Regions from separate parts of the Mus musculus genome. Here all the other regions are linked to region 1. The links are chromatin loops, found by intact Hi-C in ENCODE. Cell type or tissue: heart. All regions are shown on one strand. Each heading gives the region's core, and the rest is flanking DNA. Links, peaks and the distances in the headings are about the cores only.

Region 1 (7,649 bases), core at 1,137-6,136:
CAGGGTGGAAGGAGAGAACTGATTCCCATAAACTGCCCTCTGACTTCCACACATAAGCCATGGCATGTGCATTCCCACCACCCCTCCTCCCGCCCCCAAATAGTACAAATCTTCCAATAGCGTGGGGCCTGAAGAGAAGCACAGGTGCAGAGCAGAACCCCAGAGCAGCAGAAAGTCCCAACTGCAATATGGGTAACTTATGAGGGACATGTGACCTGAATGATGATGGTAATAGCAGCTAACATTTACTGAATAATGGCATATAACTGGTATTAATCTAAGAGCTCTGCATAGAAGACAGTTTCACAAGCATCCCCATGTCTTAATCTCTATTGCTATTCCCCATTTACACATATGGACACAGGCACATTGAACATTAAAACCACCTTCAACATTTCACAGCTTTTGTGAGACAGTGACAGAGAAAGTGGAGAACAGTGAGGAAAGAAGGAGAGCTTCAATGATGCAGTTTAGCCACAGGAGCAAGAGGACCACACATTCATGTGCCACAATAAACACACTTGCATTACAGTGCTGTTGGTGTCTTGTCTCTACATTCTCAATTCACACTGTAAGACAGTGCTTAGATGCCTAAGATAGGACCACCTTCAGCACATCCGTGATGAATTAATACGCTATTATCAGGGAGTGTAGGGCTACAAACACAGAGACAGTCCTTTATATCATAGGAAGCACTGCCAAGAAATATGGTGTTGGTTGTGTGCAGGTGGCATCACCGACAATCATCAATTGCATAATTCAATAGCATAGATAATGCAGCTTTCTGCAGGTGCTATGTAGTCCAGCAATCAGGGTTGTGTTCAGTAAGGGAAACAGCATGTAAGTCTTATTCTAGGCTTCTCTAGAAGGTGTGTGTACACTGACTATGTTTGAAATCATCTTAAAATTCCATTTTCCTCACTACAGAACACTCTCTGAGGAAACTTGGTTTACATAGACACGGTGAACTTCTACTTTTGACAGCATGCCATATTAACTACTCTTAATGCAGTATCTGCTAAAAACAATTTTCTAAAAATCTGGGTTAACAAGCTCAAATGGAGCCAAATCGGGTGAGGTGGTGCAAGCCTGCAAAGTCAACATTTTGAAGGTGCAAGCAGGAAGGTTAAAAGTTCAAGATTAGCTTGGATTACAATAGTGAATTGGAGGTCAGCTTGGGCTACCCAGGATCCCATCTCAAATAAACAAATGGATTCAAATGAACTGATATTCTACTAGGACATATAGAAATTCTCAGAATGGATACAGAAGGAATGAGCAAAGGAAATGAGCACGTTTGAGGTAAGCTGGGAACGAAGTCAGCTTTAGTTCAGAGACTATCAATCAAATCTTGGCCATGTAGAATTCCTGCTTGAACAGCTATGCATCCAGCCACTGTAAGAAGACAACGTCAAAAATCAGTTCTCAAGGAGGAGTCTAATAGAAGACAGGATCCCAAGAGGAATAGTCCCTATGTAAGAGTAGGTGAGCAATAAACTCTTTTCATATAAGAGGCCACTAAGAAAACATGCTTGTCTTGGACTTAAGAGGCCAATAAGGAAGAAAAAGTCTCCCTTGAGAGTATATAATGAAGTATTTTCATTACAGGTTCCAATTCAATCTATCGGTGCAATAGAATAAACCTCAACTACATAACTTAATTTGACCCTAAGTTTGATGGTGTCTTGCAGCAAAGTTGCAGAGTCAAATGCTAATATTCTCTAGCAAAACTCGATTTTAACTCCAGCAGTGAAATTTCTCTATATTTATAACCCTGGAAAAGTGAATTCAGAGTTAAAAACCCCAACACAGATGAAATTAGGCACTGTAAACAAACGTGGCTGCTTTTGAACAAAGAGCACAAACAGATAAATAGTTTTAGTACAAAATTTAAATTAAACAGGTGTAGACTAAATATATTTAACATTCAAGTAATAAGAAAATGGCTTTAAAAGAAGACAAAAGAGAATACAAGTATGTCATTGTAAATAAAATTGTAACATAAAAATATTGAGTAGTGAATAAAATGTGTCATACTGATTTATTTTCTTTTGTATGAGAAAGGGTCTTCCATAATCTGGGTTGGCTTCTAATTGCCTATGTTGCCAAAGCTCACACTCCTAATCCTCCTGTCTCAATTCTCCCACTTAGGGGATTACAGGTGTGTGGTGTTATAATCCACCAGATAGTCTAAGAAGGGATCATTTTCCCCAAAACACAGAAGCATTTAGTGTACGAATTTTTATGAAAGGCATTTTTAAGATAGAAACGGGGCGGTGATACACTTGTTATACCACCAGTGAACATTTGCTAGGGTTATTAAAAAAGCCTGCCCAGAACTATAAACATTAACCCAGCTACTTACCCAACATAAATTTAAATCATTGTTAGTATATGCCAGCAATGCATTAAATCACTATAATTTATGGTTGGTTGTTATTTATTCATCTATTTATTTACTTTATTGCGGATGCATTTGAACAGTTGTTTTACAATGAACACAAGATACACCGCAAAACATAACTGGCTACTGAATACTATTTTGGGTGTCTTTTAATTTGGGAAATGCACATTCGCTCCAGTCTCACTATAAATTATCTTAACGTTGCAGGGACACCAATCACTTGTCCCATTTATTTATCAGGAGTGAATAATGAAGATAAATTCCAGCAGCGAGTTCTGTTCTAAACAACCTGAATTTTCCGAACTTAGCCGATTATTCTAGCGTTTGGAATCTTTGCTATTTGCCTAGCACAGCCAGAAATCCATGACTCACAAACGGCGGGCTTAGAATCACCGCCCAGAACAGGTGAAAAGTTGTTCCTAGTTGTGTCAGGCAGGCGCATACAACTCCCGTCATCCCCCATGTAAGAAATCAACAAATAAACAGAGGCACCGCATTTCGGATTCTGGCGTGCCCGTTTCGCGCAGGCGTGTGGTTTCTGTAGTTGCCACTCCAAGAGACACCCTCACTAATGGCCACGCTCGGGGAAAAAGAAGACTACATTTCCCAGAATACCGCGGAGATCCGCACCGGCCGGTTGACGTCATCGCTGCAGACAGCCAATAGCAACGGCGGGCGGCAGTGAGGCAAGCGCCGTCAGGCGCCAAAGTGGAGCCTTTTTTTTTTTCCTTTGCTTTTTTTTTTTTTTTTTTCCTTTGCCGGAGTCGAGCGGGTGCTGCTAGCGGAGGCGCCATATTGGAAGGGACAAAACTCCGGCGACAGCGAGTGACACAAATAAACCCCTGGACCCGTTCGTCCCCGCAACAGTCAGGGCCGCGATGTTGTACCTAGAGGACTATTTGGAAAGTGAGTGCGCGGCGCCGGCGACGCGGCGGGCGGGATCGGCGGCGGGCGGGAGCGCGAGTGGCCGGGCGGGCGGGATGGCGGGAGGGAGGGGGAGCGGGGGATGTTTCTTTCTCACGGTAACTGGCAGCCTCGTTGTGAGCCGCCCCCCCTCCCGTACGCACGCACGCACGCACGCACACACGCGTGACGCCAGCGCGTCCCTTCGCCGTTGGCCCCGCCCTCTGACGGACTGTGCCTTTGACAGTGATTGAGCAGCTTCCGATGGACCTACGGGACCGCTTCACGGAGATGCGCGAGATGGATCTGCAGGTGCAGAGTAAGTGGCGCGTCTCCACGGCCCCGCGCAGCCCCGGCCTCCCTCGGGCATCGCCTGGCGGGTCCTCCGCGCTACTTTTTTCAGGCTGTGACAAGGAGGCGGCGGGCACACCGTACCGTTAACACGCGGGGCACAGCAAACACAGTTGTTTGTGTACTGCATGGAGATGACGACACTGCACCGCAGTGGAAACTCGCGTGATTTTCAGAAGGTTTGCACCCGAGCCTGGATGTGGAAACTTGGAGTTCTGCATTCAGACTTAAAAGTTCATTACATTCCGAATTTCTCCAGAGCAAAGACATAGAAGGGCAGGCTAGGGACCCTAGTGAACTCGGAAGGCCGAACTTTGACAAGTTGCATATTAATGGAAGACACTTAGAGCTGTGAACAGCGTGGACACTTTCTCAGCCAGAAATGAGTGAGAGAGATCAGATTTTAAGGAAATCACCCGCTTGCTCTTTAGAAAACTGTAGACGTTTGATAGGCTTCCCTACTGGTTTCTTGTTTTGTAAACACAACCACGTCATTCAGGCTGGTCTCACACTCAATATGTATAATAATCCTAGGCTTGCTCTAATCTCCTCATCTTCCTGCTTCTGTCTGCCTAGTGCTTGGCTTTTCAGGCATTGCTAGCATTGATTTTTTTTTCTGTCAGTGCTTGGCAGCTTTATATGTGACTTATTTCCAAAATGAACCTTGTTCTTTTGAAAAAGCCAGACTGGAAGAGGCTCAAAGGTAACTTGAGTTTGCTAAGGGCTTGTTCTCTTCATTCATGAGCCTCTGCCGCCCCTGCCCCTCATTTCTGTACCTTTTGTCCCTGACTGTACTTTTCTCATCTCAGTCTCTGGGTCATCTCTTGGGGTGCATTGCCCAATAGCCTCTCATAAATCTGTGACTGGAATAGGTGTGCTTTTTCTCTTTGACTTTAAGGTAGTTGCAGTAGTAAACACCTGCCGAAGCACATTCCAGAGGGATTGAGTAGAGTTTGGTGGCAGACAGATTTGGGTTCACTCTTGGACAGGACGACTAGGACAACTCCAGCCTTGCTGCCTGGGGGGCTTGTTTGCTTTTTTTTTTTTTTTTTAAAAACTGACAGTCTTCTGAGGATTTAAACTAATACAGATAATTAGGATGTATAATGCCCATTACAAATAGGTTTAGAATAAAGGATAATTTAAAACATTGTCAATCATTCAATTTTTTTAAAATTCTGGGATAGTTTGGATTTAATCTATTCATATGACAGTGCTTTCAAGTTTACTTACTTTGTAATCCTGGAGTTTTCGGAAACAAAGTGAGTAGGCATTAAAAGTATCAGCATGTCTAAGGTCAGCAAGTAGCTGAAAGTAAATTGTGTTTTAAAAATGAAGATTAACTAGAGCATCTCAGCATCTTTTGTAAAAAGCCATCCTGCTCTGAAGTTGCTTAAATGATAAATATAGTGGGCAATTTTTTCTCCATTTCCATCACAACAAAACCCCTTTTATTTATTTTTTTAGCAGCCATCCACTGAGGTCATTATTTTTGACCTGGGCTTTGGCGAAGCCTTACATAGAGTAAATAGCATGTGTGTTGAGTGAATAAATGGTGAGCAACGGTCACATATATTATCCCTTCCTGTGAGAGGACGTGATGAGGTGCTTGGTGCTATGGAGCAAGTGTTGACTCTGTCATCACTATTTTTATTAAAAGAAGTATGAGACCGTCCCAGGAGTACTGTTAGTAAGCAGCTCTGATTGCCGTAACCAGCTGACTTAATGCCATTAACTTTGATTTCAGTGCGGGTTGTGGCGTAGATCCTTGTCTGTACAATTCACTCTACCTTGATTACTGGAAAATGTTTTGAAATAGCAAAGTCAGTACAGAATATTTCAGCTTTTTAAAAACTAATGTAATGAAGGCACCACTGCTTATAGTACAAAATGTGTATAAGCTAAAACAGAGTTGTCAGATGTCTTTTTTTTTTCCTCAAATCAAAGCAGTTTGGTCGGCTAAGTATGAAATGTTTTATTGTGTCAGATGCAATGGATCAACTAGAACAAAGAGTCAGTGAGTTCTTTATGAATGCAAAGAAGAATAAACCCGAGTGGCGAGAAGAACAGATGGCATCCATCAAAAAAGTAAGTGTGATGCCTTGGATAATTGGCAGTCACATTGGGACCCTCTAGGAGAGATAGTAACATTACGTAGATACCTGGATATGGAGTGAGGGCACTTATGAGGGACTTGGGGGCACTTGGTATATTCTAGACCAGCAGTTCAACTCAAGGGGCAGATGACCTTTTCACAGGGTCACCAAAAGCCATCGGAAAACACATTACGATTCAGAAATAATCTCATGGCCGAGGCTCACCACAGCATGAGGACCTTTGTTAAAGGGTCACAATATTGGGAAGGTAGAGAAGCACTGGTTTAGAGCTTCCTGTAATTCTTGCTGAAGTTTATTTTAGCTAGTGCTGCGGGCCTTAAGGCTGTCCTGCAGATTAGATTACAGATTAGATAAGCTCACTAGTGCTGTGTGTGTGTGGGATCTGGTGTCTTTCTTTAGTGGTGTCTAGGAACACAACTTTCAAAGATTTGGCTTTGGTCCTCACTGCCATGTAGCTGTGTGACCTGGGTCAAGTCTTTTAACATGAGGAAGAATAAGTCCTTACGCCTAACCTTCATATAAAGTTTTCAGGGATATACAGAAACATTAATCTTGGAACTGAAAATTTCAATTGTGTTATTTATTCTTCCATCTGTAAGGAAGATTGTCTGTTAGGAGGGGGTAAACCAGCTTTCCTAAGAGAAGTGGTCCTGGCTTGTAAAAATGCCCAGGTATGAAGGAGGTTAGAGCTTGCGTATGTTAACCTAGAGTTCACTAGCCATCCTTTTCAACTAGAAGTTTTTCATGCAGCACAATTTGAACATACCCCCAAAAGTCTAGTTGTCTGTGGAAACACATAGGGTACTTTTTTCTTTTATGAAAAGAAAATTTTTGGTTTTTAAAAATAATATGGAGAAATATAAATTATAATTTGAGTGGTATTAATTGATAACCTAATTTAAAACTAGAGCTGTCAACCAATTGGATAGCAGAAACCTACAGATCAGAATCCTTTCTATGGCTGTAGTTTTGCTGTAAAAATTGGGGCAGGAGAGATGGCTCAATGATTAAGAACACTGACTACTCTTTTAGAAGACCAGATTTTATTTCCAGCATCCACATGATGGTTCATAACCATCCACAACTGCAATTCAAGAGGATCTGATGCCCTCCTCTAACTTCTGTGGGCATTTGGCACACAAACATGCATTCAGGCAGCACACTTACACACATAAGATATTTTTTCAAGTTGTTAAAATGGAGTGTTCTGTGTTTTGATATGTTAGCTAACTCTTAGCACTCTTGTTCTTTTATAACTCCCTAGGAAAGAGGGTGGACTTGCCATAATTTTCTTTTATATATGTGTTTTCTGAGGTTTTTGAGCATCTTTTAATTTTTGGCATTGTACTTCATTTCTAATGTCCCAACCCTCCCGACCTTGGAGGCTTGTTATTGCTAATATGATGAGCAAGTGATAACAAGGTATAGTAGTGAGAAAGCATATGAGTATGTATGTATGTATGCTAGAATTACCAGTGCTTAAAATGAAACTATTTTTCCTTAGGACTACTATAAAGCTTTGGAAGATGCAGATGAGAAAGTACAGTTGGCAAACCAGATTTATGATTTGGTAAGTAAAAGAGTGTGCATATTATACTGTGTGTGCTAGAATTCTGGACTTTATTTTATTAGCTTAAGTGTAAACTGAAGTGTTGCTCCCTTGATCATATTTAATTTGAGAGTTCAGTGTCTGTGTCTTGGTTTCCTTGAGGAAGAGTCATAGACGTTCACAGTTTAGTTAATAGGTCAAGAGCCACACACCTCAGTGAAGACTACTGTACATTTGTGGGTAATATTTTTAGAAAGAACTGGTTTTATTTAATTAATCCTATTCTACCATTTTGCAATTGTTTCTATGATAACATGTGATTAAG
Region 2 (7,649 bases), core at 846-5,845, 110 kb before region 1:
GATGAATAATGACATGAATAAATTGACATGAATCTCTTATTTATTTTTATTCTATTTTTCCTATATGGTGTAAAGGCAGAACCAAAGACCGAGTGAGATTTTAATAGCAGAATTCCTACTCAGGCATGCAGCCATTATGTAATGCAGGCACACCATTTAACATGTCCGGAAATATTGAAGCTATACAGGAAATTCCTCAGTGCCAGACAAAATTAGCAGATCACAGATTCTCAGTCTTGTCTGTACACTGGAGTCACTGAGGTCTCAAACAAATCCTGAGCCCACAATAGACCTTGGAGTAGCAAGAGTGTGTCGGTCCTACTATATTCACAATCCATTTGCAGTGCTGAGGACTACTACAGCAGCAAAAGGCTGAGAGACGTGTAGAAAATGAAAAGTTTGGACTGCATATACCAGACCCAACCACCCTTCCACTTCAATAAAGGAGGCAATCAGACACTGTGGGTCTCGGGGTTTGAGCAATCAGCTGTACCCAGAAATATATATGGGTGTATGTGTGTGTGTGTGTGTGTGTGTATATACATATATATATGACAAGTGACCTCTTAAGTTTATATGTGTGTGTGTGTGTGTGTGTGTGTGTGTGTGTGTTTATATAGTGTTTTTGCCAAAAATTCAAACTTGAACCCAATTAAACACCCAGGATCAGTTTATGGGAATGAAATGCAAGGTACAGCTTTAACTGCCACTTCTGGGATACACTAAATAAAATCAAGAACGTGAGATTATTTCACAATACAAACAAGCTTGTTCAATGTTTTTTAAAGAGTAGTGAATACTGAAATAAAAATTTTAAAAAGGAAAGGAATTGCTGTTAAAGATTAAAAGAAATTCAAGAGATTGTCCAACGTAATATAATGGCCTGCTTTGAACCCTAAATTAAACAAATCAATTGCAAAAAAAGTAAATAAATAAAAATTTAAAAAATATATATTTGCAGACAGCCAGAGAAGAAGTTGACTATTATTTTAGGCCTGAATACAAGCTCAATTTATTTTTAAAGGTCCCTTACCTTCTAGAGACCTATGGTGAATTGTGGACAACTTGAAGGACAGCTAGCTACAAGGCAGTGATTAATAACCATGCCCTGAGCTGAGAGTGGAGCTGGCCATGCTGGTGACCACTGGCACTGGGCAATGAGGAAATGGAGGTTAATCATAGCCCTTTCAAGGTGAAATAAGCTTTAAAATTCCCATAACTCAGAAGTGCAAGGGAAAAATAAGACACCTAAAACACATTGATAATAATTCTGCCCAGAAACCTTTTCTAAAAAATAATTAAAATTTCCTCTCACCCCTCCAACTTATTCTTGTGTTTCTTAGCCCATTTCCAACCCTGAGTCTTCACTGTGTATACCTAATTCATAGTGGTTGTCACTAGACACAGTTCTTGCTCTTATAGCAAAAAGAAAGTTGGCTCCTAAATTCTGAAGACTTCCCTATCTTATCTGAAATCTTTTCAAAAACGTGTCTTTGTTTTTTAAAAACATACTATAACTCTCAAGGGATTCAATATAACCTGACTTTTAGCATTTCTGGCAGTTTGAGGAACATCAGTAACTTCGACTTTAATGCTGACAGGGCACGAGTCTGAGGTGATGCAGACACTGACTGCAAACCAGGCTTTCTAGATAAAACCTCCAAGGAGAGCCCATGTGCGCCCATCTGTGAAGAAGGTCTCTCTGCTGGCAGGCTGGGAAGTGAATTCAGCATCCCTCCATTTATTCACAAAGGTGCCCCACAGGCTTCATCTCCCATCTCCATGACTATCTGTTGGTGTTTACTTTCTAAATGTCACAGTGAGAGAATAGCTCACTAGTTTACATTATTGAAATAAAGAACCTATCATCGTTCTACTTAACAATAAATGATCTTGCTATCTCCACCCTTGAGTTTCCTTCTTTTTTCTTTTTAATCATTTTGAGCACTTCCCACCATGCATTTTGATTGTATCCACCCTTCCTCTCACCCCTCCAACTTATCCTTGTGCTTCTTAGCTCATTTTCTGAGTCTTCATTGTGCATAACTGATTCATAGTGGTTGTCACTAGACACAGTTCTTCCCCTTTTGGCAAAAAAAGAAAGAGGAAAACAAGAAAAAAATTCATTTGTTTTGAACTGTATGTTTCAAGACACTTGTTAATGGCAGGATGAATAAAGCCTTGGCTTGAAGTCATTATTCCTTTCTAAGCATATACATTGATCATGGCCAGGTACTGCACTATGTACCAGAGACGGGAACGAGAAGTAGCTGACACTATCTCCATGATGCATTTCTCTAAGGGAAGAGGACATACATTGCCATCATCAGAAGTGTGAATGTGCAACTGCAGGCTGTACTAAGTACAGGAGAGAACAACTCCTTTCAGGCTGTCTGACTCACAAGGTCAAAGGGACTTCTCTATGGCAGCTGGGATGTGAAGAGCAAAGTCAAGTTAATTAGGAGGGAAAGGATAGAAAGGATTTTCCAGTCAGAAGGAAAAGCAAAGGTTGCAGAGGAGAAGGCAGCATGGCATGTTCGGGGGAGGGGAACGGCTCCTGGGAATGCACAGCTGGGCAAGGAAACTTGTCTTCGAAGCTGCCTAAAGGTATGTCCTTGACAGCGTGCAAACGACAGAAAGCCACTGAACTCTGAACTTCAACTAGGAACCTCAGCTCTGCACCTTTGCAGCTTATAACGTTTGGTACGACATTTGGTTTTTACTTAACCGCAGTTGCTTTTTTTTCACCTTTAAACCATCATAAAAAAAAACTCTATAGAAGATTCTTATGATGAAGTAAATCCAAATATATTACCTGTTATTACCATGTGTCACATTTAACCCGAGAGTTTCTCTTAATGCGTCTCAGTGTAAACTATTCCTAAATCAGTTCAGACGTGGGATTATCTGATATGGAAAGGACTACTGAGTGAACTCTGCGCAGAGCTACTGGCCAGCCATTCTCCATCTTAGCACGACTAAAACGGGTCCCAGCTCCACTTTTCTCCAAGCCTTTTGTCACCCCTCACAGTGTTTACAAGCCTAGTGAATGGAGTAATGAACCCTTCAATCACATCGGCTGGCAGCTTGGCAGACAGCCTGAACCTCTCCCTCTTTTTCTGCTGGACATTTAATTAGTTTTGAATCCTTCTCGTGGTTCCTGAGAGAGGCGTCTGGCAAGCCCCTCCCCACTTCCTGCTGCTTCAGGCTAGTTCAAGCCCCCATCCTCTCTTGTCAGGATGTAGCAATCATCTTCATGAGACATCTCTCCAGCTCATAGACTCCACCTCCACAGTGCAGAATCAAGCCTGCTTCAGCACGTAGCCTTCCTCATGCTATTTCCCAACCTCTATTTCCTCTTCCCTCACCTCCCTCCTAGAGAATAAAGTGTAATAGCCCGAGGAGGTCACACAAGGCCCTCTTACTCATTCTTTAATCTACCCTCCAATCCCGTTTGCTGCCAGCTCCTTCCCGTAGTTGAACAATGATGGAAGTCCTTGCAAAGGGCACATTCACAATTCCCAAGCTCCCATGTCTGCTTCTCCTTGTGGCCTCTGCTGAAACACCACCCTTCCCAGGCCTTCCAGTCCTCAGGAGCAAAGTAACCTCCAATTCTCTTTGGACACCAGCCCAAACATCAGTTAGAGTGGAAAGATTGTCTCCAGTCTCCCTCCTGACCCACAGCACTTGTGAATGCTCTCTGCACAGTCCTTGGGGAGCCTCTACCTCATTTCCTGTTTGATTCTACCCAGTAAAAGAATCTTACTCTGTAGTAGGACCTAATACCTATCAGTTAGGCAACTGGGTGGGAATGTTTTCTACACTCCACGCAAGCTGAGATCTTTAGCAAAATCGGATGCTTTATCGGGAACTCAATTTCACCTTGCTGGAAATGTTCTGTAGGGGCATGCTGGCCGAATGGCAATGGAATAATATACAATAAAGGTTAGAAACGAATACAGGGATGCTTTAAACTATCAACTTTGCATTCTACACCATTGCACTGTGTTCTCCTAAGAGGTGTCTACCAAATGTGGAGCTGTACCTGGAGCACAAATCGAAATAAATATCAACGCAAAGCTTTCTACCACGGTAAGCAAGCAGCTTTGAAAAAGAATGGCCTAAATGCTTGCAAACCATCTCATCCTCAAAGAGCGACTTTACACTGAGGCTAAGATGCTGGAACCAGGCTATATTGAGACACCAAAATGAGTCTGAATCAGGCCAATAAGCCTTCCTGATATTATGTAACCTAGGAGCATAACTTACAGGAAAAACTCACACTCCAAACCACTGAATTTTTGTGGATTATCCAAATTAGTTTTTGGTTGCTTTAAACTTGTATTTCCCATTTTTGACCAAGCTATACATATTTATGGGGTATATCATATTCGAATTTATGAATTTGTCACATATGGATCAAAGTGGGGACATAATTATTCACCAGATATTTCTGTGTGGGGAGCGGGTGTGGCGGCAGTCCCAAAGGCGCCAGGGACTGCAGCTAAGTCATATGACTTGCACCTGACTTCCTCATATAAGACACAAACATCTTGAGTGCTGCGCAGGTGTACCAGGATACAGGTGAATACAATTTGGTGGAGATTTGCCCCTGCTGCCCTGATTAGCTGAAGCCTCGTGACTGGCGAGGGGGCGTGGCCTGCGGTGCGTGGATGAGAGAGAGTATAAAAGGAGTGAGAGGCCCAGGGTTCGGGGGAGATATAAACAAGAAGAATCAGGACTGAATAAACTGCTGTTAGAAGGACTGGTGGTCGCGTCGTTCTTGCTGGTCGAGAGCGGACGCGACAATTGGTGGCCCGTACGGGGAACCGACTCCCCCACCGAGTTCAGAACTTTCAGCAGTCAGTGGTTGCCGGCAGGGTAAGTTCACGGTGAGTGAAACTTTCGACCCCAGGAGTTTGGGAAGGACCTCGGATAAAATAGAGGCAAGCATAAAGTTGCCAGGAAGCAGGCACAAGGTAACAAAAGGTTCCCGGCTTTGGGACAAGTTAAGGTTCCCAGTTTGGGGACAAGTTAAGGAACTATGATAACCTCAGTGTAGTGATCAATAGATCCTCGCTGTGTAGTTATGCTTTTTTCTCCCACTGACCCTTTGTGGGTAGGTCTGATAGTTTTGGTCTTGTTTGTTCTGATATATGGACTCTGTTACTGTTTGAAACTGTGTGTAGAGACAGTCAAGACAGGTCAGAAAATCCTTATAGAGCAACAAGAAAGTATGTCGGAAAAGGAGAAGGGCTTAAAAAGAAAAAGGAAAAAGAAAGGAGACACAGTGTTATCAGGTGGACAGAAAGGACAAAATAAAAGAGCCAAGGCGGAGGAGGAAGGCGAATTAGCTTCTGCGTCCTCTCCCTATGCCTCCTCAGCAGCCACCTATAGGTGGACCTTCTGTCCGGAGGTTTGGAGAGAGGATAGATTCTCCTTGCTGGGATGTCCTATTTTCACCGACCAAGCAGGGCAAAGATAGCACGGGATAGGGATATGCTGCTTGGTTAAGGTCGCTTTGCACAACAACAAACAGGATATCCACTGCAGGTGTTTGAGCAGGTGAATCAGATTGCCATAAGGGCTTGGAAATCATTGCCCAACAGAGGGGAAGTTAGTGAAAACTTGACTCTCATATTGACTCCCCAGATGGACACACAGGTGATTGAGGTTATGGTCTCATTACCACGAGGTATTGTGTCCATCTCCCCTGGGGATCGACCAGATCAGGTGTTGACGTGGGCGAGAGGGTCTGTTTGTGTGTTTCCACAGGACCAGATGGAACCTCTTTGGGTGCCGGAGAGATTGGTGAGACGCTGCAAGAATGAGGCTCCTGATCCAGTTGGCCCTGTGGATGTGGTGGATATTCCCACAAGCACAAACAATGGAGCCGAGATGGGAGATCCTTTCGGTATTCCAGAAGCCGATACCAGCTCGACATGACATTCAAATTTTTCCACGCTTTTTGATCCCTGAATTCCCCTTAAAGAGATAGCCTCTCTGGCCATCTATCCCTTGCTTCAGGGAAGATGAGCGGGGATGAGAGCCCTGGGATGTATGCTTGTTATAGTGCATGTGCGTTGTGTGTTTGGCACATGTGTTAGGTGCAGCGTGTGCAGGCCCGCACTTTTGCCATGGTAGCGTAGGCTTTTGCTGCAGTGGAGGCGGGACAATCTCCTCAGATTCGGTTTGCCGCTCTAAAAGAAATTATGCTGCGTTATGCCGTGGGGTGCGAGGCTAAGCACTGCACAGAGGATAGCTTGCTGTTGGCATCCTGTGGAAGGCACGTCTGATTGCATGAAGGTTCAGTGTCCTAGTTCCCTTCCCTCAGGAAAAACGACACGGGAGCTGGCCAAGACCTCTCTGGGTGATGAGCCTAAGGGATGGTTTTGTGTAGGGCCCCTATGCTTGCACACTGGGGATCAGACCTCTACCTTCACCCATGAGGCTTGCTTGCAGCAATTAAGATCTGGCCATAGGTTAATTAACATCCTGGCCTTTTGATGCACCTGCCGCAAGCAAAACACAATCTCCCCAGGAGTGGCTTGGCATGATTGAGAGGTAGTCAGTGATAAGACTCCCTGGGCATGTCACCAACCTAAGACAGGGATCAAACCAATGCTGTTTGTCTCCCAAAGACAGGTAAGGGGCATGGTTGCGAGGGGCTATCTACAGACATTCTCTCTGCCAAAAAAGAAAAAAGGGGGAATTGTGGGGAGCGGGTGTGGCGGCAGTCCCAAAGGCGCCAGGGACTGCAGCTAAGTCATATGACTTGCACCTGACTTCCTCATATAAGACACAAACATCTTGAGTGCTGCGCAGGTGTACCAGGATACAGGTGAATCCAATTTGGTGGAGATTTGCCCCTGCTGCCCTGATTAGCTGAAGCCTCGTGACTGGCGAGGGGGCGTGGCCTGCGGTGCGTGGATGAGAGAGAGGGAAATAGCTTTACAAGGTACGTCTGGCCTTGAACTTTCTAACGAAATTCAAGACAGTCTATCAGAAGTAAAGTGGGAAATAGCTTTACAAGGTATGTTTGGCCTTGAACTTTTTCTAGTGTTAGGAGCCTTTTTGTTCCTTTTCACATGTTATCAAGTGGTTAAGGCAGGGCTGAAAATTCTGGATGAAATTCAGGGCAATCTATCAGAAGTAAAGCGGGGAGAGAGAGTAGGAGCAAAGAGGAAATATGGTACACAAAATAAGTATACAGGCCTTTCCACGGGTCTTGAACCTGAGGAAAAGTTTAGGTCAGGTAAGAATACCTGGGGAGAGATTAGAAGGAAAGAAAAGAAAAAAGATCAATCAGCGGAGGTCTCTAGGAGAAGGAGCCTATACTCATCACTAGATGAGCTCAAGGAGCCAGTTCTTAATAGTTCTGAATCAGATGAAAAGGCTATTAGGGCCTGGAAGGCGCTCTCCCGAGCAGGTGAAGTCACTGGACAACTAACAAAGATCGTCCAGGGACCTCAGGAGTCATTCTCAGATTTTGTGGCCAGAATGACAGAGGCAGCAGAGCGTATTTTTGGAGATTCAGAGCAAGCCGCACCTCTGGTAGAACAGCTCATTTATGAGCAAGCCACGCAGGAATGCCGAGCGGCCATAGCCCCAAGAAAGAACAAAGGTTTACAAGACTGGCTTAGGGTTTG
Region 3 (7,649 bases), core at 846-5,845, 150 kb before region 1:
ACCATCGGCAGAAAGAATCCCATTACAGAGCATTAGAAAGCACAGTCTAAGCCACTCCGGGAAAAGTGAATTGAGTGTTACCAGAAGAAAATTATATAAAATATAAAAATGAATAATTTTCAGCTAAATAAAGTAAAAATGAAGAGAGATGGTCTGCATTCATATTCTGAAGAGGTGTGCGGTGGTACTAGGATCTCAGCCATTCTTCTAACACATCATTAGCACCAAGGCAGAAACTCACCCACAGTGGTAGAAGTGCTAACTTTCAATGTTGACTTGCTGTTTCTCAAAACTAGCCAATGAGCAAAATTTATACTAGGAACATTCAACACACACACACACACACACACACACACATTCTGTAATCACCTATTCTTTTAATGAATAAGAGTAAGTTATAATGTTATAAAAATCTCCAGAGTAGTTTCCATTTAACACTTGCAGAAGTATTGAGTCCTGTGTTTTGTAGCATAAAAAATCCTGGCTTGGCCCCGGCATAGTCTCACAAGAGACTCCTATATCAGGGTCCTTTCAGCAAAATCTTGCTAGTGTATGCAATGGTGTCAGAGTTTGGAAGCTGATTGTGGGGAAGTGGATGCTCACAGTCAGCTATTGGATGGATCACAGGGCCCCCAATGGAGGAGCTAGAGCAAGTACCCAAGGAGCTGGGGGGAATCTGCTACCCTATAGGTGGAGCAACAATATGAACTAACCAGTACCCCCCGGGAGCTCGTGTCTCTAGCTGCATATGTATCAGAAGATGGCCTAGTCGGCCATCAGTGGAAAGAGAGGCCCATTGGTTGTACAAACTTTATATGCCTCAGTACAGGGGAACTTGGCCAGAGCCAAGAAGTGGGAGTGGGTGGGTGGGGGAGTCGGTGGGGGAGGGTGTGTGGGACTTTTGGGATAGCATTGGAAATGTAAATGAAATAAATACCTAAAAAAAAATAAAACTCATGGCTTGCTTGCACTTCCTCATGTTCTACAATATCCACTAGACAACAGAGATGCCGGCCTTTCACCTGAGCATAGTCACTGAGGAACCTGGAACTCTGACTCTACCATGTTGTGTTGAGTTAACTGTATCTGATGCATCCTTTGTGCTACTGAAGCCAAGTGCATCATAGCATGTTCAAAGAAATAAAAGCCAAGCTATTGGATTCAGAGTCTTCAGTAATGTGAGGAATTTCAGTACATATTTTTATTATCTTTTAAAATAAACAAGCAGGGCTATTCAGTTGTTTCGACAATTCTGGTTATAGGTTACACTGTGTGTGTCCTCACAAAATTTATGTTTAATCTATTTTCCTCACGGCTCTGATTTTATAACAACTGGGTTGTTGAAGATGTAATGAAGCGACGATGAACCCAAACTGCAGAACACTGGGCTCCAAGGTGACCTGTCTGGGGACATTTGGAGACAGAAACACACATGGAAAATACCATACGAAGAGAAAAACAGACCAGGAAAACATTTCTACAAGAAACGGGAGGAGAGGCAGTCAATGAGCCCTTCCTCCCAGCCTTTGAAGGAGCTGACCTGACCTTGTAAGCATAGAGATCTTGAATTTCTACTCTGTCAAACTGCAAACCTGTTTCTGTTGTTGAAGCCACTCAGCTTGCAACATTCAGATTAATTCATATCAGATAGTGTGCAGAATAAAGTGTGTATCTCTACTACTGACTTCGTAAGGCAGCCTTTAAAAAAAAAGTGGGCAAGTATGTGGGTGGGGTGGGGGTATATTCTCCTCAGGCACATAAAAGGCATCTATTTTTAAAGTCCTGAGGTGCAGTGGGAGAGATGGCTCAGCGGGTACTTATTTGTTATACAAACATTAGAGCCTGAGTTCAAATCCCCAGCACCCACAGAAATGCTGGGCATAGCAGCACACATCTGCACTCCCAGTGCTCGAGTTAGGAGAGACAGATAGATGCCAGAAGCTTCCTCTGCCTTTATATGCACACATTTAGTGCATGTGTGCCTGGATGTATATACACAGTTCATACTCACACTCTCGCACATGCACACACACACACATGCATGTGTTATTACTACAAACATATCATAGAAACATATTCTTATTCTATTATAAGCAGTCTAAATATTTAGATTTAGCCCAAAGTGTTCAGCAGTGTTCCATGAGTGCACGTCCACAGGTAGAAATGTAGTTAGTGAAACTGAAGAAATGATTTTTTTTTTTTTTTCGAGACAGGGTTTCTCTGTGTAGCCCTGGCTGTCCTGGAACTCACTTTGTAGACCAGGCTGGCCTTGAACTCAGAAATCCACCTGCCTCTGCCTCCTGAGCGCTGGGTGTGCACCACCGCCCGGCTTAAGAAATGAAATTTTAAGTACTCACTTTGTAGACCAGGCTGGCCTTGAACTCAGAAATCCGCCTGCCTCTGCCTCCTGAGCGCTGGGTGTGCACCACCGCCCGGCTTAAGAAATGAAAATTTAAGTACTCAATCTAATTTAATGAAAATAATCACGCATAGCCAGTGGCTACTGTAACTTTCAGCAAAACTTTAATTAACTTGTGTGTGTGTGTGTGTTGTGTGTGCCTCATTTTAGGTGTATACATGTGTGTGCAGGAGCCTATAGAGATCAGAGGAGGTGCCATATCCCTTGGAACTAGAGTTAAAGGTGGAGTTATAGTTTTTAGACACAAAGTGAGCGTTAGGAGCTAAACCCCAGTTCTCTGTAAGAGCAGTAAGTAATGTTTTTAACCATTTCACTGAGCCATCTCTGTAGCCCAGCTTACAGATAAACTTTACATTTTAACTTGAGAATGGTATCCCATTACTCACTGTGAAACACCTAAGGACAAAGGAACATAAAAATTCCTACGAAAGAGCAACTGAGTCCTGGAAGAATGCACAATAAGTGAATTTGGGGGGCACCAAATGATTGATTTTTAAACCCAGTAAAATGTTTCAGCAAACTAAAACTGAGATTACCGGTTACTACCAGCAGGGGGAACCAGAGAGCGGCTCACATAATTTTCTCAGGAGAGTTTTGTCTCTCTTACATCAAGGCCCTAAACCAGTCTGCCCAGGCTTCCCGCACAGAACCCGTTAGCTGCATGATCTGCACGTGCCTATTTTCAAGAGCTCTAGAAGAGCACAATAGGATCCGGCTGTAGGCGTTAAAGTGTAAAATCTAATTAATGAGAGTGATTATTAAAAAAAAAGATAAAATTCAATTAATGAACTAGGTCTTTCTCAATCCTGTTTGTTGAAATATGGTTACTGTGATTTTTCACTTTTTAAAAAATCATGTATCAGAGATAAAAGAAAAATGAGGTCTAATGATATACACAAAAAGTGGAAATTTAATCAGCATAGTGTTGAAGAGTGTTTTGGGACGTTTGTCCGGGATATGATGCCCACGCATGGTCTTACCTCTTGGTAAAGGTCACTGAGATCTTCCTGGTGAGCCTGCTTGGAGCACCCTGGGAACTCCCTGACACAGCAGGAGTCGGGAGGCCAGTCCATTTCTGTCATTTCCAACCAGTCAGTGAAGTACACCACTCCACAGCACTTAAACTAGAACAGAATCACCAGTCACACTTAGAAACGACACAGAACAGCTTCTGTTTAACCTAATAGAATTGAGAGAGCTGATGTCTTAAATGTTTGGACTGAGTTAAACGTCCCTCATCAGCCGGAGATGTCTGTGCATTCTATCTTGGGGATGAAAACATCATACAGGAACAGCAAACTCACCATTCCATAATGGAACAGTTCTGACCTGTGACACCCACCCCTCCTAAAAGCAAGTCGGTGTCACAGTCTCCAACTTCAAGATGTTTTGCAGATGATCACAGCGATGAAAGAATTGTCAACCACACTTACAAATTCAATAGCTAGTCTTTCATTATCATTAACTTCTAGTCAGCAGAGAGTAGCTAACCATTTTGCTTATTATCTATTCACTAGTATAACTAAAAATTCAACTATTGTGATGAAAGTTTCCACAAATTCCATGGAAATAAAAAAACCAAAAACTTGTTGACTGAAACTCACATCTCAAAGGTAGCCAGCCATCTTGGTTTCCTTAATCAAGGCAAAAATTCTGTAAATAGATATTTGTTTGACTTATTATTACCCAGGAGAGTGAGGTTCCTGATAAGCTAGCATATTATATCATTATAATCTCAGAAAAATAATGGCATGCCTAGCTTGAATGTAGCTGAACTTAAGAATGCGAGCTTGTCTGGCGCTAAGCCTTGTTAAGAACACTTTCAGTTGTGCTTCACCAAAGATTGTCAGAAACGCTGATGAAGGCTTACAAACAGGGCTTGAAGGCATGTGCAGCCTGGATTTAGAAAAAGCAACTGTGATCAGGACAGCTTTGCCCTTGGATAACAGAGAAATCCTCTTCTAGACAGTCGGAAGGAAGGAATATGGGCAGTCACGGAGAAGAACCCTGCCAAGAGGGATGGTTATGCAAATTACTTCGCCCAGGAGACCAATCCGTGCTCAAGATTAACACGGAATCATAAAATATCACAATCCAGCGCCATTTCAAAGCTTAACCAAAACCAACTTGGAAGGATTCCGAATTCCTCATGCAACAGCAAGCGAGGAAAATGCTCAGTGTACTTGGGACATTTCCACTCACTTGCCTGAAACGCTTATGATTTAAAGAGCTTATGATTTAAATATAAAGCGGCATCACAAAAGCACCTTGAGTGATAAGCTCTTAATACTAAGAGTTTTGAGAAACTTATAAGACATTTTCCGTAGTGTTTAGAAAGCGTGGGTGTATCACAAACGTCACAACTACGCAACATCGTAGCACCACAAGGTTAGCATAAACGTCAGAGATTCTGACACAAAGTATTGGGAGTCCTGAAAATAAAGCGCATCTTTAAAGACTCCACTTCCTAAATATTTTAAATGATCGCATTTTGAGGTCACTATTTTAAAAGTCTTTTACCCAGAGAAAACTGTCTTTCCCCATTTCTTAGAGGGGCAAGCCTTTCTAAGCGGCAAGCCAGGGCCATTCTCAGAGCACCCTACTTCCAGTCACAATGGAGCAGCCCATTTATCTGGCTCTGTCAGGAAATGAAGACTTCCATAGCAGTGGCTTTTCCAAATAACTTGAACATGCTGTGTTCAGTGCCAACATTGTTAAAGAGCTGCTGACATCCGTTCTTTCCTACGGAGTTGTTTCAGAGCCTATCCACAGAGGGCTGTGGATCTGTACGAAGGCTTTCTGAACCTCCTGAAGGTGAGTGAACTCAGTATTACACCAGCTCAAGTCTGTGCTCTGTCACTACCTGCCAAGAAGACAACAGGTTCATTTCAAGGTAGCTCTGCTCCAAGCTGATGCTATGTTAAGCTCTAGAAAACACAATAGAATCATTATTTTTATTTATTTATTTATTTATTTTTTGGTCTTCGTTCTTCTTGAGTTTCATGCGTTTAGCAAATTGTATCTTATATCTTGGGTATCCTAAGTTTCTGGGCTAATATCCACTTATCAGTGAGTACATATTGTGTGAGTTCCTTTGTGATTGGGTTACCTCACTCAGGATGATGCCCTCCAGGTCCATCCATTTGCCTAGGAATTTCATAAATTCATAGAATCATTATTTTTACATATAAATAAACTGAGCCCCTCAATAGGTGAAGGGACTTTCTGATCAGTCAGAAAATGGCAGCAACTATGATTCCAAAGCTTACACAAGCGCTACCATTAGATATATATGTTTTTATTGAAAAATTATGTTTAAAATAAGGTATTAGGGAGCGTCACTAAGAATTATGCAAGATCCATTCAGTTACAGCCCACGTGCAGGACCACAACAAATGAGTTCCAAAGGTGTGTTTATTGTAGAGGAGAAAAATTGTCCTAGGCTGAGTTGTCTCTCCCATTCTAAATTTTTATGTTAAAATTCTAACCCCTGTACTTATGAGATTGTTCATGTCAAGAGAGCCACTGGAAAGGTAAGTAATCTAAAATAAGGTCAACAGCATGGGCTTAATCAGGTATGAATGATATCCTTATAGGAAGAGGAAATTAAACATGGACACATATAAAGACAAGACAATGGGAGGACATGGGACGAAGGCTTTTACATGCCAAAGGAAGAGGCTTCAAAGAGCATCAATACTGACACTCTTGAACATTCGGCCTCCAGAAGAGTGAACAGACACTTGTCCTGAGTGACCGCACGTGTGATACTTCAGTGTGGCAGTCCTGCCAGACTAATAAAGGGCTTTGAATGCCTTCTGGATATTTGGACGGATTCGCCACTCTTTTTATGCAAACTAGAATTGTGAGGTAAGAGAGAATATTTCAAGTGAAGCCAGGATATAGCATTTGTAGCACTTGTTTATGGTCCATGGAGGTGGAGCCCTGAAAGAAGGAAAAAGGGTTCGCTATTTCTCAACCTGGGTTACCACAGTTTGCATTCTAAGTTCCAGAAAAATAAAGATTCTGGGAGCTCTAGCAGGGGCAGTTCCTGAACACAGCCTTCTATAAATGCCCTGGTGCTTTACACGTCTTTTCACGGGGTTGTTTTCAGTCTAATTGTGCAACAAACAAACAAAGTCAGGAAGCAACGGAATATCAGGAAATCTGTGTGACACTGATAATTTCGCCATCTCAGCAAGAGTGGCACAAAGCCAGGTTTGGAGACTGCCCTAGACTTGAACCTCTGCCGTGGGCATAGGCACAGCAGAATGAGTAGCTAGCTGGCTATCTAGTGAGATACTCCTTCCCAAACACGTCCTGGTCCAGAGCTTGAGAACGGAAGGCAAGCTAAGATGCTTAACTTAGTCTCCGAGGGACGCCATTCCATTCACAAGGAAAAAAACTTAGGAGAACTGGTCTGAGGCAAAATCGATGATTAATCTCAAGTCACTAGATTTCCACTTGAGATTCTTGGATGAAATGTAAAACAGTTTGGAACAAAAGAATGTCATGCAATGTCACTATTAATAAGCATATGATAAATGAGACCAAGTTGATGATTCCATTCACTCTTCTCGACACTCCATGAAGTGAGCATCTGTATTGGTCCTATTTCGTAGGCATGGAAACTGAGGCTTACGAGATAAGGGAACTGATACTAGGTAGCAGAGCTAGCATTTGAATCAAGGACATCCTGACTTTTAAAAAAAATGTTTATACTAGCTAAATTCCCAATGGGGGGAAAAAACTTTTAAAATGTTAAAGTGATGTTTAAAACATAGGACATGGGTATCTCTAAAAATAGAAAATTATCATAAAAGAGAAAGATCTAAGTAAAACTTTAGATATTTATTAAATAAGTCATTAAATAGAAACTTGAGAGTAGCTCACCCGCACTTCTAAACAAGCTCATGTAGGCCAGAAGAAATGAGGAGGAGAGATGTATGTGAGACGAAAAGACACACATGGAGTGACTCAAGGCATGCTGGGAAAAACCTGCACCAATGGTCTACATAGACTTGAGTGACTCAAGGCATGCTGGAGAAAAAAAAACTGTCCCAGTGATGTCTACACAGGCTTGAGTGACTCAAGGCATGCTGGAGAAAAAACAAAACAAAACGAAACAAAACAAAACAAAACAAAACAACTGCACCAGTGACGACTATGCAGGCTTCAGGTTTCCGTTCAGATAAATGATCAAAACCAAAGCTTTGAATGCCTGTTTTGA

What was found. Hi-C counts contacts between places; a loop is a spot of excess contacts. Peaks named below come from ENCODE experiments on the same cell type or tissue, not always from the same donor. Only the 100,000 strongest peaks of a DNase experiment are listed, where the experiment ranks them.
Region 2: a loop joins it to region 1, with 2.0 times the contacts of the local background. A loop is called at or near these places in 2 of 42 quality-filtered maps.
Region 3: it touches region 1 in a loop (4-fold over the local background); 14 of 42 quality-filtered maps call a loop at or near these places.

Annotation. Positions count from the first base shown.
Region 1 is chr6:21,946,484-21,954,132 of GRCm38, forward strand. It overlaps Ing3 (inhibitor of growth family, member 3), which reads left to right and starts at 3,132. Exons shown (of 12, transcript NM_023626.4): 1 at 3,132-3,310; 2 at 3,555-3,626; 3 at 5,646-5,746; 4 at 7,280-7,345. The coding sequence starts at 3,283. In heart, for the core only: a CTCF peak has its summit at 3,675; DNase peaks (open chromatin) are centred at 2,998 and 3,498; H3K4me3 peaks cover 2,285 bases; H3K27ac peaks cover 1,888 bases.
Region 2 is chr6:21,837,027-21,844,675 of GRCm38, forward strand. The region is part of intron 3 of Tspan12 (tetraspanin 12); the gene reads right to left. Among named protein-coding and RNA genes, the nearest start is that of Gm30270, 12 kb to the right of the region's middle. In heart, for the core only: a CTCF peak has its summit at 3,545; no DNase peak of the experiment used is centred there; H3K27ac peaks cover 835 bases.
Region 3 is chr6:21,792,179-21,799,827 of GRCm38, forward strand. Tspan12 (tetraspanin 12) reads right to left here. Exons shown (of 9, transcript NM_173007.4): 8 at 3,400-3,543. Among named protein-coding and RNA genes, the nearest start is that of Gm30270, 56 kb to the right of the region's middle. In heart, for the core only: CTCF peaks have their summits at 2,968 (motif pointing right) and 5,188; a DNase peak (open chromatin) is centred at 5,133.